3 separate regions of the Homo sapiens genome follow, and regions 1 and 3 are each linked to region 2. A link is a loop called in an ENCODE intact Hi-C map of the cell type or tissue named here. Cell type or tissue: CD14-positive monocyte. All regions are shown on one strand.

Region 1 (5,000 bases), 49 kb before region 2:
GCTCATAGCTGACAGTGCACAATGGGCAAAGAGTGACCAGGCTGACTTCTTCTTCTTCTTCTTTTTTTTTTGAGATGGAGTTTTGCTCTTGTCGCCCAGGCTGGAGTGCAGTGGTGTGATCTTAGCTCACTGTAACCCACGCTTCCCGAGTTCAAGCGATTCTCCTGCCTCAGCCTCCCAAATAGCTGGGATTACAGGCACCCGCCAACACGCCCAGCTAATTTTTGTATTTTTAGCACAGACGGGGATTCACCATGTTGGCCAGGCTGGTCTCGAACTCCTGATCTCAGGTGATCCTCCTCAGCCTCCCAAAGTGTTGGGCTTACAGGCGTGAAACACCGCGCCTGGCCTATGCTGTCTTCTGGAGATGGACTGAAGGCCACACCAGGCCTCGGGACACAGCCTGAGGGCTTCAACCCCTGGGAAGGGATTTCTTCAGAAAACAAAGCTGAAAGAGGCAGGTCTCCTGATTTAACGGGGCATTTGGTTCAGCCTTTGCGATGGAGGTATTCACCTGTGCTGTGAGCTCTGCATCCTCCCCTACCTAACCAGCACAATTTGTTACATGAAATCTGTATGACTTTAGGCAAGGCACCAACCACCCTGCTTTGTGCCTCAGTGTCCTCGTTTATAAAATGAGAGGTTTCCAAACTCTATTTCTCCTTGAAACAGGAGAATCTGGTGAAGCCCCCTTAGTGGAAGGGAGTTCCATCCCTGCCCCTTCCACTTGCTGACAGTCTGCATGTGGCGGGGGCACGCGTTTCTCTAATCCACAGTGTACGTGTAGTGGGTGCTGTCCCCCCCAGGAACCACCCTTGGCTGAAGGGAGCCGTCTTGCCTGGGTTTCCCCCTCCCAGAGGGCACAAGGATCCCATCGCCTCAATGGGGGCACATCTTAAAAGGGCCACCCAAGCTTCAGCACACCAGCCTCGCTGCCGTTCAGCCTTTCCTGTGCCAGCCTGCCTTCATGACTCCCCAGCGGGGCTGCTCCGTGAGTGCTCCCAGTTACCCTGCATGCCGACAGCCCATGAGTGCTCCCAGTTACCCCGCACACCCAGAGCCTGCGTTTTGAGAACCTGGCCCAAAGCAGTACTCAACCACAAAACAGGGGCAGATTCCTACCTCTCGGCTACGGTGAGGGTTAAGTGAGCACACTGCTCACATGAAATTTCCTCTCCAACGCAGCGCCTGGACTATAGTAAATGAGCCATACATACTTGTTCATTTCCTCCCTCTCTCCATTCTTTCTTCCCCCAAGTGTGTTTATAGTCTTTATTGTGAGTGTTCTCTATCCTTGGAGAGAGACATCTGGCTCTCTGTTCATTGGCAGAACTGAAGTGATTGACACACTCTAAACCTAGTAAGTGTCTCATCCCTTTCTGACATACAATTGTTTATGTAGCTGTGCTCACTCCTCATACCAACACACACACACGCACACACACACACACGTACAGACACACACACGCACACACATGCCCACAAGTGGTATTGCCGAATCCTGCAGTCTTTGTAGTTTCACAAACATCCAAATCTTGACACCACTGCCACAACACACAGAGAACTGCTTGTGTGGAGACCTGTATGCCAGGTGCTGTGAGACATCCCAGGAGGGAGAAGCTCATTTTCCAATGATGGAATCAAGGAGGGCTTCATGAGAGAGGTGACATTTGTCATGGGCTTTGAAGGCTGCATAGAAATCCAGCAGGCAGAGGGGTGGGAGTGGCTTTCCAAGCCAAGGGAACTGTGGAGTTGGGAAAACACAAAGCATGTCTAGGCAAATCCTCCAGTCTAACTGAAGATAAAGCTTCAAGAGGAGGATGAGAGGGAGGAGCCAAGGGTGGGAAGGTAGTTTGTGACTTGACTGGGTGGGGCCTTGAGTGCCAAGCTGAGGCCAGAAGTAATGAGATTCTACTGACAATTTCTGAGAGGTGGAGGGAGAGCTTTTGGAAGGTCAGTCATGGAGATGATTGAATGAAAAAGATACTGAGGTCAGGCCAGACGCGGTGCCTCATGCCTGTAATCCCAGCACTTTGGGAGGCCAAGGTGGGTGGATCATATGAGGTGAGGAGTTCGAGACCAGCCTGGCCAACATGACAAAACCTTGTCTCTACTAAAAATAGAAAAGGTAACTGAGAGTGGTGGCACACACCTGTAGTCCCAGCTATTCGGGAGGCTGAGCTAGGAGAATCGCTTGAACCCAGGAGGCAGAAGTTCTAGTGAGCCGAGATCACGGTGCTGCACTCCATCCTGGGAGACAGAGCAAGACTCCATCTCAAAAAAAAAAAAAAAAAAAAAAAAAAAGGAAAGATACTGAGGTCAGAAAAACAGTGAGGAGGCCGTGGTAACAGACAGAGCTAGCAAGGACCCCCCTCCTGGAGAGGGGATTGGTAGACCAGGAGAACAGGAGGAGTCTCAGGATAAGAATGTGAGCATCCACCCCTTCCAGATCACCACTACCACGAAAACCTTCAGGGGCAGCTGTGCACATACCCCCAGCTCATCATCTGAGAACGGGTGCCAAGTGAACTCCATCTCCAGAAATTGTTTGGGGAAGTGAAAGAGGAAACCGAACTCAAAATAAGGGTGCCTGACTCACTGTCTCTCAGTGACCATGTGCAGAAAAATCCTCTGAGCCTGCCACCAGCCACCTCCTCTGTCCACACCTTACTTCACAGGAATTCAGACACCAAGAGGGAGTCCCACACACGAAACACCTGGAGACGTGAAGAAACAGACTCAGCCCTACCTCCCTCCTCCCTCGCTGCGAGGTCTTGGGCAATCACTGACATATTTCCGGGCCTCAGTTTTCTCATCTATAAAATGATAATAATAACCAGCACTACCCATTTGTGGGACTTTTATGAGATCAAATAGCCCAATAAACTCGAAAATGCTTAAAGCTCTTTGGAAGAAATGCAAGTGTAATTGTTGAAGTTGTTATGTCATTGGATATTACTATCGCCACTACCGCTATAAACTTGCATATCTCTTTTCTCTGAAGAGGTCAAATGCTGTTCATGGTGTTCTTCTTTCATGAATAATTTCCAAACACCTCCTCTTGTTTACAGGTGGGCCCTACACGAGAAGGTTCCACAGATACTGCCTGCCTAAAGTGGATCTTGAGTCAGATCCTACGAAAGCCAGAAGGAGGGCATGGCTGAGAGTACCTCGGAGAGGCAGAAAAAGGGGAGCTGACTCAACACTGCTCTGTTGGGAAGGTGCGGTGTCCCGGGGAGGGAAAGGCAGGTGACTCAAGGTGAAACTTTCTGGACACAGAGGAGCTGGGATCTCTCATCCAATTCATGCAAATCCTTGGCTGCCTCAACCCAGATCCCACCCCTCCCCATACGAGGCTACCTTCTGGTCTCACTGCCTTGAAATCTAACAGTGCAGCCAACGTGACTCACCAACCATGTGGCTTGCAAACATCACTAAGCTTGTCTCATTTTCCTCATCTGTAAAATGGTTTAATAATCTCTGAGCTGCCTGCCTTCCAGGGCTGATGTGGGGAGGAGGAACCCATGGGCTGAGGATGTAAGAATGCTTTGGTGACTATGAGGTGTTGTATCAAGGTAAAGGGTTGTTGAGGGAATGTTTTAAGATGATTTCTGGGTCAGGCGCGGTGGCTCACACCTGTAATTCCAGAACTTTGGGAGGCCAAGGCAGGTAGATCACCTGAGGTCAGGGGTTCGAGACCAGCCTGGCCAACATGGTGAAACCCTGTCTCTACTAAAAATACAAAAAATTAGCCAGGCGTGGTGGCAGGCACCTATGATCCCAGCTACTCGGCAAGCTGAAGCAGGAGAATTCCTTGAACCCGAGAGGCAGAGGTTGCAGTGAGCCAAGATCGCGCCATTGCAATCCAGCCTGGGCAACAGAGTGAGACTCCGTCTCAAAAAAAAAAAAAAATGACTTCTGGCTTGAGGGTGGTGGTGGTGGTGGCGACTGGAGGCTGCTCTGGAGTGGTTAGGGGAGATGTTGGGGGAATCCCAGGAAGCCAGACCCAAAGTTCCAAAGTAGGGAGAATTCTCTTGAACATAGGTTTAAAGTATCTCTTAGTATTCTGGTACAAAGTTCCTTCTTCCCCCAAAAAGCAAATCACAAGACCAGGACAATGTGTGGGGATCACGATCTTCCGGCAGCCCACAGCTTGGCTGTTGCACTCTTCCTGAATGCCTCTGGACTTTCTAGACAGAGGCACGGAGCTGGTCTGGGACAGTCCCTCCAACCAGACTCTGATCACACCCCCAAACTCAAGCCCACCAGGCTGACTGATGTTGACTTCTACCAGTTGAAGGCCATCCTTAGCCACACTTTCCCTCCTTGGTGTAGTGGCCATAGACTCCGGAACTAGACTGTCTGGGTTCAAACCCCAGGTTTACTAATAGCCAGCCATGTGTGCTCTTGGGCAGGTTATTAACCCTTCTGGGCCTTCACTTCCCCATCTGTATTTGTGGCTAATAGGGCCCATCTCATAGCCTTGTTTTAAGAGTTAAATGTATTAACAAAGTGTTTAGCACAGTGCTTGCCACTAAATAAGCACTATTTCTGTACTGGCTCCTTCTGCCAAGATTGAGCTGAAGGTCTGTTTTTTGTTTTTGTTTTTGTTTTTGTTTTTGTTTGAGATGGAGTCTCGCTTTGTCACCAGGCTGGAGTGCAGTGACGTGATCTCGACTCACTGCAACCTCCACCTCCTGGGTTCAAGCGATTCCCCTGCCTCAGCCTCCTGAGTAGCTGGGACTACAGGCACGCATCACCACGCCCAGCTAATTTTTTTGTATTTCAGTAGAGACAGAGTTTCACCATGTTGTCCAGGATGGTCTTGATCTCTTGACCTCATGATCCACCTGCCTTGGCCTCCCAAAGCGCTGGGATTACAGGCATGAGCCACCACACCTGGCCTTAAGGTCTGTTTTTGAGAGGCCTCTGTGACTGCTTTCTGCTGTATTGCCTTCCTCCACAGTTGCCTTTTTTCCTTGTCATGTTGGTGCTTCCTG
Region 2 (5,000 bases):
ACTGCCCACCAGTGTGTGAAGGCTGGATGCAGCAACAAGGCAGTGGTCCTCAAGAATCGCTGGTCCAGCCACTCACCTTCCAGCAGGTAAGTTAACAGACCTGTTGGGCCAGAAGGTGGTTGGAGGGCAGCATCGTTGATGAAGAGGCCAGGGCACGAAGGTTATCTGCAAAACTTGTTCCTGGCCCAGAACCTCCTTTCACTGCTTCTGCTACAACCTCCTTGGCCATCTTAGTGTTACTGCCGAGTTTGTTAAAAGAAAGGAGCTGCCGGGCTTGGTGGCTCATGCTTCTAATCCCAGCACTTTGGGAGGCTGAGATAGGCAGATCACCTGAGGTCACGAGTTTAAGACCAGCCTGACCAATATGGCGAAACCTCGTCTCTACTAAAAATACAAAAATTAGTTGGGCATGGTGGCACACGCCTGTAGTCCCAGCTACTTGGGAGGCTGAGGCAGGAGAATCACTTGAACCCAGGAGGTGGAGGTTGCAGTGAGCTGAGATGGTGCCATTGCACTCCAGTCTGGGCGACAAGAGTGAAACTCCATCTCCAAACATAATAAAATAAAATAAAGGAGCAGCTACAAGGTGGGTGTCTCTCAGGCAGCCCCCTCCAAAAGTGCCAGGGCAAAGAGGTGAGCTCTGAGACCCAGGCAGCCCCCAGGCCCTTTATGTCTCTGGAGAGTTTATTGCAACAGCCTCCTAACTGGCCTCTTGCCCTCAATCCCCGCCCTGCCCAAACTATCTTCCAGGCCCCTGCCTCCCATCTTGAAATACAGCTATCGATTTTATTCCTGGGATCAAAACAGTTTGTGTAAAATCAGCGCTTCTCAATCTTTACCACTGAAGCGCACCAACAGTAGACAAAAGAAATGCCTTATGCTCCCCCAGGGTGCTGCAGAGCCTGAAGCTCCTGCCAGCACACCCAAACTCTCTTTGAAGTCTCCTGTTTTCTCTTAAAAATTCATGAGAATTTTGCATTCTACTCCATGATATATCTGAATTTCTTTTAATATGAAGATGTTTAAAATTATTCACCTCAAGGAAAACTGATGTTCCCGAAAGAAATACTGTATTTATCTGGAGGCTTCAAGTATCCTCCTTGGAGAATTATCTACAGGATAAAGTCCAAACTCCTGACAAGCAAGGCTCTTTAAAATTTGGCCTTCACAAACCTTTCTGCTTTTCTCCTCCTCCACCTCTGCACACACTCCAGTGTCTGGGCCACCTGGACTCTTGTCATTTCCTGATATGCCAGCTTCTTCCCAGTCCCTGTGTGTGTTTTTGCTTCCTTTGGGACCACACTCCCTGCCTGTTGACAACCCACTATTCCTAAAGGCCTCAAGGGGGATCAAACACCACCTCTCACAGGAAACCTCTGATCGCCCAAGACAGATACGATGTGAGAGATGCCGTGAAAATAGCCTGTGTTTTGGAATCAGAAGGCTGGTGTTCATCCTGTCTCCAACTATTGACAGTGGAAACATTACCTAACTTCTCTCAGATTTCATTTGTAAAATGGGGAATAGTTATGCTTCCCTCAAAGGGCTGTTCTAGGGATTAAATAAGGTTCAAGCAATTTTGCAGTGCCCAGCGTATACTCCCTTCCACCCCTCCAAATTCCCACAACACTTTATTGATACCACTGATGTCAAGAGCAGACATTTACGTAGTCGTTCTTTTTACAACAGCTTATTTCCCCTAACTAGATCAGTGGTTCCCAATGTCCCAAAAAGCTTCTTGTATTACCCCCATGGTCCCACAGCTTGAAAGATTTTGGTTATTAAATCAAACACATTTATGAAATAATAGCCTGCTTTTCTCAGTTCTTGATCCTAGTAAGCTTTCTGAACATTGAGAGCGCTGCCAGCCTTTCCTCTCATACCTAACTCTAGGGACTTGGAGTTGGGAGCCACCCACCAAGATCATAAACGCCTTGAATCTGCAGCCCTGTCTCCACACTTCCCATAGCACCTTACTCAGCGCCTTGTGCTTAAAACACACCTAGTAACTGCTTGTGGCATAAACAAGAAGTTTCACACACATGACAGAGGGAGAAGCCCTCTCCAAATGAGCTGGTTGGTGTGCAGAAAGGGGTCATTGTTAAAGGAGGCAGAGCTGGAGGCGAGCCCTTCTCCCTCCATCCACCCGGAGCAGCACCCCCAATTACACCAGCTGGCCTCCAACTTCTGTGTGTGAGCCGATTAAAAAGCACCCTCTCTTCAGTGTCTGGAAACTCCTGCAAGGAAAGTTTGCTGCCCAAAGTTGGCTTTTGACTAGAGTCTTAATAAGAGGCCTCAGCAGGCTGTGGTTAGAGAGACAATGTCACTTAGAGGAGCAGCTTGAAGCGGCAGTTAGGAGAAGAATTATTTTAATGAATACATTTCCTTTCAATTGTATGGGAATATCAAGATCCCATTAGAATGGGGAAGCAATTAGAACTAATAAAGATGAATGCACAGTGCTCTGTGCGTGCGGAATAACAAGCAGCCCACAAAGGGGCTCCAGAGAGGCCGCTGTAATCCAAGCAAACTGGCGGCCAGCAGAGGGGAAACGGCTCTGTTCAGCCGCTCAAAGCCCCTGCGTCCTGCACATTCTGATCACGGCCTGCGAATGGCGTGAGGTGGGCCTTCGAGGTGGGGGTTGGGCCCCCCGCCCTTGCCCAGCCTCTTGGGGATTGAGATGGGCTGTTGGCAGCCCCTTGGCAACAGCCATTCAGACCAGGGCCCTGGCTCCTGGCCAGGCTCTCGCCCGCCCCTTGCACTGGGCCTCATTGTGTCCAGGTGGCAAATGCCTTCTCGCCAACTCTCCTTCGAGGTTTAGAGAGGGGGTGGGACAGTGGAAGAGGGAGAAGGGGATGAATGAGTAGGGGGCCCTCTGCCCCCTGCCATTCCCCCTCCCCCGCTGGCCAGGGTCTGCTCCTCCTCTGGGTTTGGTGTTATATTACAGACACTGGTGAGTCACTGGCAGCCAAACACAGAAGTACTGTTGCTTACACAATTACTCTTCAAAAAGTAACAAACAATTTTCATTACCCAAGTCAGATCGAATCATTCGCCTGGCCATCCTGCCTCAATCCCAGCCCCATAGACGGGACCCAAAGCCTCACACTCTGCCCATTCTGCTCTGACAAAACCAGCTTCAATTTGTCCCGGCCTAGGGATAGGGACAGAGCTCTTCCTCTGATCCCTGTTTGGAGCCAGATCAGCTGCACGGCTGTCAAGACTGTCAGGAGAAATAGGGAAGACACAAGCACCCACGCAGCCTGGAGACCATCAGATCTGGGGTGACATGTTACTGAGCACCTGTGTGAAGAAGGCATTCAAGAGTTTGGAGGACTCTATTGCCAAGTTTAGAAGGAATCCAACAAGATAACCCTGGCTCTGCACCAAAGTATTCACTGGCCTCAAATGGAGTGTCAGTACTTGACATTTCTTTATTTAATCTTTTTTGGCCAGACAGTTTTTTCAATGAGGAATGTGTAAGCTATTCCGAAATGTCTGTCTAAGAGGCCAGTCACCCTCATTACTGGGATTTTTCCACCATATCTCTTTTAGAAAAGGGTCTGTAACATTTTATATTTATTTCTTAATGGTGGAGCACTTTAAACGCATATTTACATGTATAATCTTGATTGAACTTCAAAATAACTCTGTAAGGATGGGCAAAGCAAGGGTTGTTGGGGCCTAAAGATGAGGAAAAGGTGGCTCAGAGAGGTTCAGCACCCTGTGCAAGGTCACAGAATGGGCGAGTACTGACCTGGTTCAGCACTTTGTCCCAGGAAACCTCCTCCGCGTCTCCACAGAGTGCTGGGCATTTCAGGACAGCTCAGCTGCAATTCTGCTTTTCCAGTGGAACATCCTTCTCTCTTCCACGTATGAAACTTTACGAAGCACTGTGGGCTTTTGAAGACTCTAGTCTAGGCTAAGAAGGATCCTCTCTCAAGAAGATTCCAACCCAATAGTCATTAAAGCATATGTTTCGTCATCTCCCAAACCAAAGGCATATATCTTTTGTCCCTTTTAAAAGTTTAGGTAAGGAATGTGTTAAAAGTCTGCCTGTTGCCGGAAATGGTGGCTCATGCCGGTAATCCCAGCACTTTGGGAGGCCGAGGCAGGCGGATCACGAGGTCAGGAGATCGTGACCATCCTGGCTAACACGGTGAAACCCCATCTCTACTAAAAAAAAAAATACAAAAAATTAGCTGCATGGTGGCAGACGCCTGTAGTCCCAGCTACTCGGGAGGCTGAGGCAGGAGAATGGCGTGAACGTGGGAGACGGAGCTTGCAGTGAGCCGAGATGCGCCACTGCACTCCAGCCTGGGCGACAGAGTGAGACTTCGTCTCAAAAAAAAAAAAAAAAAAAAAAAAAAATTCTGTGTGTCCGGTTACATGGTGGACATAACAAAAAAAAAAATGGGAAAAATTATTGTTTGCATTCCTTCCACTGTAACATGGTAACATCTAGCGATCGGCAAGTGGTAATGCAGAGTCCATTCACCTTTCTTACTCCTCGCCTCCTCCCATACCTAAAGGGCTGTTCATTTTTTAAAATCCTTTTTTATTTTTATAAATTTTGAGGTATGATTCATACACTATGAAATGCATACCTGGCTGGGCATGGTGGCTTACACCTGTAATCCCAGCATTTTGGGAGGCTGAGGCAGGCAGATCACTTGAGGTCAGGAGTTTGAGACCAGCTTGGCCAACATGGTGAAACCCCGTCTCTGTTAAAAATACAAAAATCAGCCAGGTGTGGTGGCAGGTGCCTGTAATCCCAGCTACTTGGAAGGCTGAGGCAAGAGAAGCACTTGAACCTGGAGGCAAGGGTTGCAGTGGCAGGGGTTGCAGTGAGCTGAGATTGTGCCATTGCACCACTCCAGCCTGGGTAACAGAGTGAGACCCTGTCGCAAAGAAAAGAAAAGAAAAGAAAAGAAATGCATAGCTATTAAGCGTACAGTTTCACAAGTTTTGACAAATGTATACCTACATCCAAATCAAGA
Region 3 (5,000 bases), 130 kb after region 2:
ATACCACTCCCTTCTCTCTTCTTGCTAACTGCAACAGAGCCACCAAGATTGAATTCAAGAATTGGGTTCAGTGGCTCACGCCTGTAATCCCGGCACTTTGGGAGGCCAAGGCAGGCGGATCACTTGAGGTCAGGAGTTCGAGACCAGCTTGGCCAACATGGCGAAACTCTGTCTCTACTAAAAATACAAAAAAATTAGCCAGGCGCAGTGGCAGGCCCCTGTAATCCAGGCCACTTGGGAGGCTGAGGGAGGAGAATTGCTTGAACCCGGGAGGCAGAGGTTGCAGTGAGCTGCGATTGCGCCATTGCACTCCAGCCTGGGTGACAGAGCAAGACTTCATCTCAAAGAGTGAAAAAAAAAAAAAAAAGAATCAACTTCTCGGAGCCCTTTTTGACAGTATTTTGGCCTAGGTCCCTTCCTTACAGCACTTGGAATGCTTACCCAGGTATAGAACTTACCCTGTGGCACTTACCACATTGCATTCATTGGTTTATATATCAGGGACCCTCTCAGCTGTGCACACCTCCAGGGAGTGGGGGCTGTAAGCTGGTTTATCCCCATTATCCCCAGCTCCTTACACTGGACCTGGTCTATAGAACTCCCCAGTGAAAGTATGTTGAATAAATGAATGAATGAGTTGGGGAGTGAATGAAGATATGCTCAGGGTCAGAGACTAAAAGGTTAAAAGGACCTGGAGGGTAATGGGGGGGGAGGTCCCAGCTCCCTCTGCTGGGCATCAAATAAAGGGTCAGAGAGCCCCCAGCCCTGCCCAAGACTAGCTGAGGTCCCTAGAACTGTGATTTAGTTCCACAACACTCAACTTGGTTTCTGTAACATTTACCTCGACCTGTAATTAGATACAATTATCTGCATGTATATTTGAATCACATCCCTGTTCCCTATTAGACTTGAAGCTCTTTGAAGCATTGATCTTCTATGTTCTTGCTCATCGCAGTATCCCCAGTGCCCAGCACAGTGCCTGGCACACAAGAGTTCTCTAGTACACACTTGAAGAATGACTATTGGAGGGAAACAGTTCCATTTCCCCAAGCGGGCCCAGGATCAGTGTGCTGAGAAAAAGCCAGAAGGCTTGAGCCACACTTGCCCTCTCAGCAATGTGCCACATTCCCGTGGCCTTGAAACCATCCAGGCCCCAGCAGCCCTACCCCAAGAACTGATCCAGGGCCCGGGCTAGGCCTGCAGCAAAACGTCCAGGAGCCCCGTGGGTGGGACCTCTTTCTCTGCCCCTTTAGCTTCCTCACCCTCTTCCCTTCCAGAGAGACCTGAATGGAGTTGGTGGATTTCTCCTAGTGCCTTGGTTTATTCCATCCCTGCTATGTGCCAAGCACTGTTCAGCATTTTCCTATTTGCTTCTATATTTTCTTCAAACTTCATACAAATAAAAAATAGCTAACATTTTTGAGCACTTACTACAATCCTGGCACATACTTTACATGTATTTACTGATTTAACAATCTCATGATATAGAAATGATAACTAGACCTTTTTATAACCGAGGGCATTGAGGCAGAGAGGTATAGAAACAAAAGAGATGGGCTTTGAACCCCGGTCTGCCCGTACATAAATAGGCAGCCCTTCCCATGGCACTACCCACATTTTCTGGGTTATAATCCAAGGTCTGGCCACTCAGGCTTAGGTCTAAGGACTGCTATCCAGGTCCCTCTCCCTCACCTGCTGTCCTGGGCACCTCTCCCTGTGCTCAGGGGCTGAGCACAGACTAAAGCACCTTTGCTCCCTAGCTGTTCCTACTCTCTGAGCTCAGGCATAGTGAGGGCAAGAAGTGGTTCCTTTGGGGCTATAACTGCCCCCATGGGGCAAGTGGAATGAGGGAATCAAGGGGGAGCAGCCCCTTCCTAAGCCTCAACAACCCCTCACTCCCACCGACTTCCTTTTAGCCCTAACTTGGGAGATCTAATTTTCTGCCCCCAGGAAGTGTGAAAGTAACCAACACTAGGCCTACTAAAATCTCATTCCCTCTCACTCCTTATCTGTCCCCAGAAGAGCCAGACAACTCCTGAGGCGCCCTCTCTCTTCTGTCTCTTCCTCTGCTTTAATCATAGCCCTCCCTCCTTGCAATCCTGCTGGGGGTTCTGAGGACTCCTCCCAGCCCTTTCCAGTGAGACACAGGTTAGTTAGGTGAAGCGGTTCCGGTAGGAAGTGCGCTGGGGGCGGGAGGCGCCTTCCAGGAAGGGGATGGCTTTTCTTCCCTCTCTGCATCCCTTCCCCTACCCGTTCTGCCATGGGAGACTCTTAGGGCGTGTGGGCTTGGAAGGTGGGGCCTAGAGGGTCAAGTGACTGAGGACGAATGACCGTGAGTGAGGGAGTAAGGGCTGTGCTGTGCTGTAGCTTGGGTCAGTGAAGTGTGCCTGTCAGCTGTTTCCGTGGGCAAGTGGCAGGAGAGGGCACGCATGCAGGCGAGGATACCTGGATACAGGAGGAGCGAGGTATGCGTGGTGGCTGCACAAGGCACAGCCGACAGAGTACCTTACTTCCCCCGGACCTCTGGGCTCAAGACATCCCTCGAGATCCTCGACCTGGGGCGCACAGTCCAAGAGTTCCCCTGATCGTGTGGTTTCCAGGGCCCCTCCCGCCTTGGCGCTAAACGACCACGATCTTGCCCTCCCTGCGGACCCAGTAGAGGGCGATGTCACACCTATGCGAGTGGAGCCCCCACCCCAGCATCTCCGCGCCCTCCACCCAGACTCCCGCTATAAAGGTCAGGGCGATGGCACAGGATGGCGAGGAAGGCTTCGCAGGACTCCCGGGCCACGGATCCCTCCCCATTCCCTAGCTTCGAGAGTAGGAAGTGGACCCTTGAGCAGGAGCTCCGCGCGCCCCCTCCGCTTTATTTGCGCCTGCAGCCGGGGAATGCTGAGCGGCTGTGCAGGAGGCCACTCGGCACCGCGTCCCCTCCCCCGGCCGCCCGCCACACCTCGCCCCGTTGACAGCTCCGGCGCCTAGTCCAAGGGCCACCTTGGGCCCCCGCATCGCCCGCCCCTGCCCCCGCACAGCCCCTCCCCCCCACTAGGGGAGGAAGGAGGCCTCGGCGGAGAGGCTGCGTCCCTTCCCCTCCCCTCCCCGCGTCCGCCCCGGGGACGCAGAGAGCTTAGCCGTGCGGGGCGCCCCTCCCCCGGGCCGGCTGCGGCGGCGCGGCTGGGCTCCGTGGGGGGAATACTAAGGAGCGGGCGCCGCCGAGCAGCCCCAGCGCGGGAGCGCGCGGTGAAGGACGGGGGCGGCCTGAGGAGCCCGCGCCGCCGCCAGCTGTGCCAGGGCCGCTGCCAGGGCCGCTCCCAGGCTCCTCCGATCGCCGTCGGCTTCCGCGGCCGGGAGTGCGCCACGCAGCAGACCCTGCAACCTTCGCCCGCGGCCTCCTCCGCGCGGCCTCCCTGGGCCTTCACCCCAGAGCCTGAAATCACGGTCGCATGCTTCCAGGCCTGCGGCTCCGCAGACCCCTAGGTGCAGCCTCTCGCTTAGATTTCCCCTGGGAAGCTCTGCGCTGCCTGGACGCGTCCAGGGAGAGGTGTGGGGCCGCGACACGTGAACCTCTCATCTACATGGCGTGGTGTCTGTCCATGCCTCTGTGCCTACCCAGGGACCCTACCCAGGGTATGCAGGTCTCTCGGAAAGCACAAAGCTTTGCTGCCCAAGGATGCCTCCCGATACTGGGAACATGACTGCACTTCCCCCCTCCCCCGCCTGTTCCTGCGTCCGAAGGGCCTCTGAGGGCCCCCCACCACGCTTTCTCCTTTGACATTTCCAGAAGCTGTTTTCCTAACCCTCTCCCCGGTTCTTGTTATTTATCCTCTGAACCTTTCAAGTATGCAGGCAGTCTCTGGGTGGGAATCACAGCCGCGGGCCTCACTTACTGGCTCAGCGACTTTGGGCAAGTTACTTAACCTCTCCTTTTCCTCTTCTGTAAAAAGCAGTTAAAAATACTTCCTTGCCTGGCTGGGTTGTTGTGAGATTAAATAAGATCCGTGTATAAATGGAGCATTTAGCCCAGCGCCTGGGCATAGGAAGCCTCAGTGAGGAGCAGCCGAACTTCCGGGCCTCAGCCTCTGAACACCAGTGGCTCTCCTTCCCTTTGTCCTTGGTCATGTGACCCTGGGAACTGATCAACCCCCTCTACCCTCAGCTCCCTTAAAGACAAAGGCTGGGAACCGACTCAGTAAAACACCATCCAGACACAAGAGCCTGCCCCCACCCCAGGAAGGTCTCTGCCTTAGAAGGAAGGAGCTCTGGGGTAGTTAGCTCTCCGTTGCCACTGACCCACTTCCAAGAAGTGCGTTAGGTGTTCAAAGCAGTGAGGGCCAAGCACAAAGGGGAAACTGAGCCTGGATGGGCCCAGATCTGGTTTCCCAATGCCTCCAGGGAGTTGCGAAGGGTTGGCAGCCAGGGACTGTGAACTCTGAATCAGGGAATCTTGCTTTGGGAGGAGGAATAAGAAGGGGCAAGAGAATCATCTTATTGCCTTTATTCTGCTGTCGGCCCAGCTGGCCCCATTGTAGGGCACAGGGCCAAGCTTTTACACGCTCACCCATGCTCTCTGTGCAGGCCAGTGCGTGCACACACACACGCGCGCGCGCGCGCACACACACACACACACACACACACTCACACATCCCATCTCTGGCTCTGAGAGTCAGTCTCTGGGGGGCAAAGGGCAACTCCTCAGCCTGCCCCTGCCTGCCCTTTTATGACAGCACCAAGGGCGGGGGTGGGGACAGGGCCCTCAGCCCCCAGAACAAATCCCTGTGCAAACTGGAGGTGCAAGCTGGCTTCAGGATGGTGGTGTCACATTTCCCCATTCCTGGAGTCCCCTCCTCCAGTTCCTGAGGGAGGGACTGCTCTCCGCCTACCTGGGGGGCCAGACCCCTGCCAGGGCTGGGCCCTGTGGAACCCCGGCTTACCCCAGCCTGACCCTGCCAGGACCTCCAGCACTGAAGAACAGACAAGTGTGAGGTTGTGGGGATCCCCTG

Evidence for each region. A loop is a pair of places that touch in the nucleus more often than their neighbours do. Peaks named below come from ENCODE experiments on the same cell type or tissue, not always from the same donor. Only the 100,000 strongest peaks of a DNase experiment are listed, where the experiment ranks them.
Region 1: it touches region 2 in a loop (1.9-fold over the local background); 48 of 110 quality-filtered maps call a loop at or near these places.
Region 3: it touches region 2 in a loop (2.0-fold over the local background); 25 of 110 quality-filtered maps call a loop at or near these places.

The regions. Positions count from the first base shown.
Region 1 is chr3:184,763,541-184,768,540 of GRCh38, reverse strand. It overlaps LINC02069 (long intergenic non-protein coding RNA 2069), which reads left to right. Exons shown (of 3, transcript NR_110043.1): 2 at 3,072-3,221. Among named protein-coding and RNA genes, the nearest start is that of LINC02069, 7.1 kb to the left of the region's middle. In CD14-positive monocyte, no CTCF peak of the experiment used is centred here; DNase peaks (open chromatin) are centred at 10 and 2,560; H3K4me3 peaks cover 1,118 bases; H3K27ac peaks cover 758 bases.
Region 2 is chr3:184,714,932-184,719,931 of GRCh38, reverse strand. It overlaps LOC107986163 (a long non-coding RNA gene), which reads right to left. Exons shown (of 5, transcript NR_160768.1): 2 at 3,758-4,901. Among named protein-coding and RNA genes, the nearest start is that of MAGEF1, 5.4 kb to the right of the region's middle. In CD14-positive monocyte, no CTCF peak of the experiment used is centred here; a DNase peak (open chromatin) is centred at 2,961; H3K4me3 peaks cover 595 bases; H3K27ac peaks cover 890 bases.
Region 3 is chr3:184,581,889-184,586,888 of GRCh38, reverse strand. It overlaps EPHB3 (EPH receptor B3), which reads right to left. Exons shown (of 16, transcript NM_004443.4): 16 at 4,481-5,000. Among named protein-coding and RNA genes, the nearest start is that of EPHB3, 23 kb to the right of the region's middle. RefSeq lists enhancers at 2,523-3,038, 3,039-3,554, 3,555-4,071, 4,091-4,657. In CD14-positive monocyte, a CTCF peak has its summit at 2,729; no DNase peak of the experiment used is centred here; H3K4me3 peaks cover 2,148 bases; H3K27ac peaks cover 230 bases; H3K27me3 peaks cover 1,132 bases.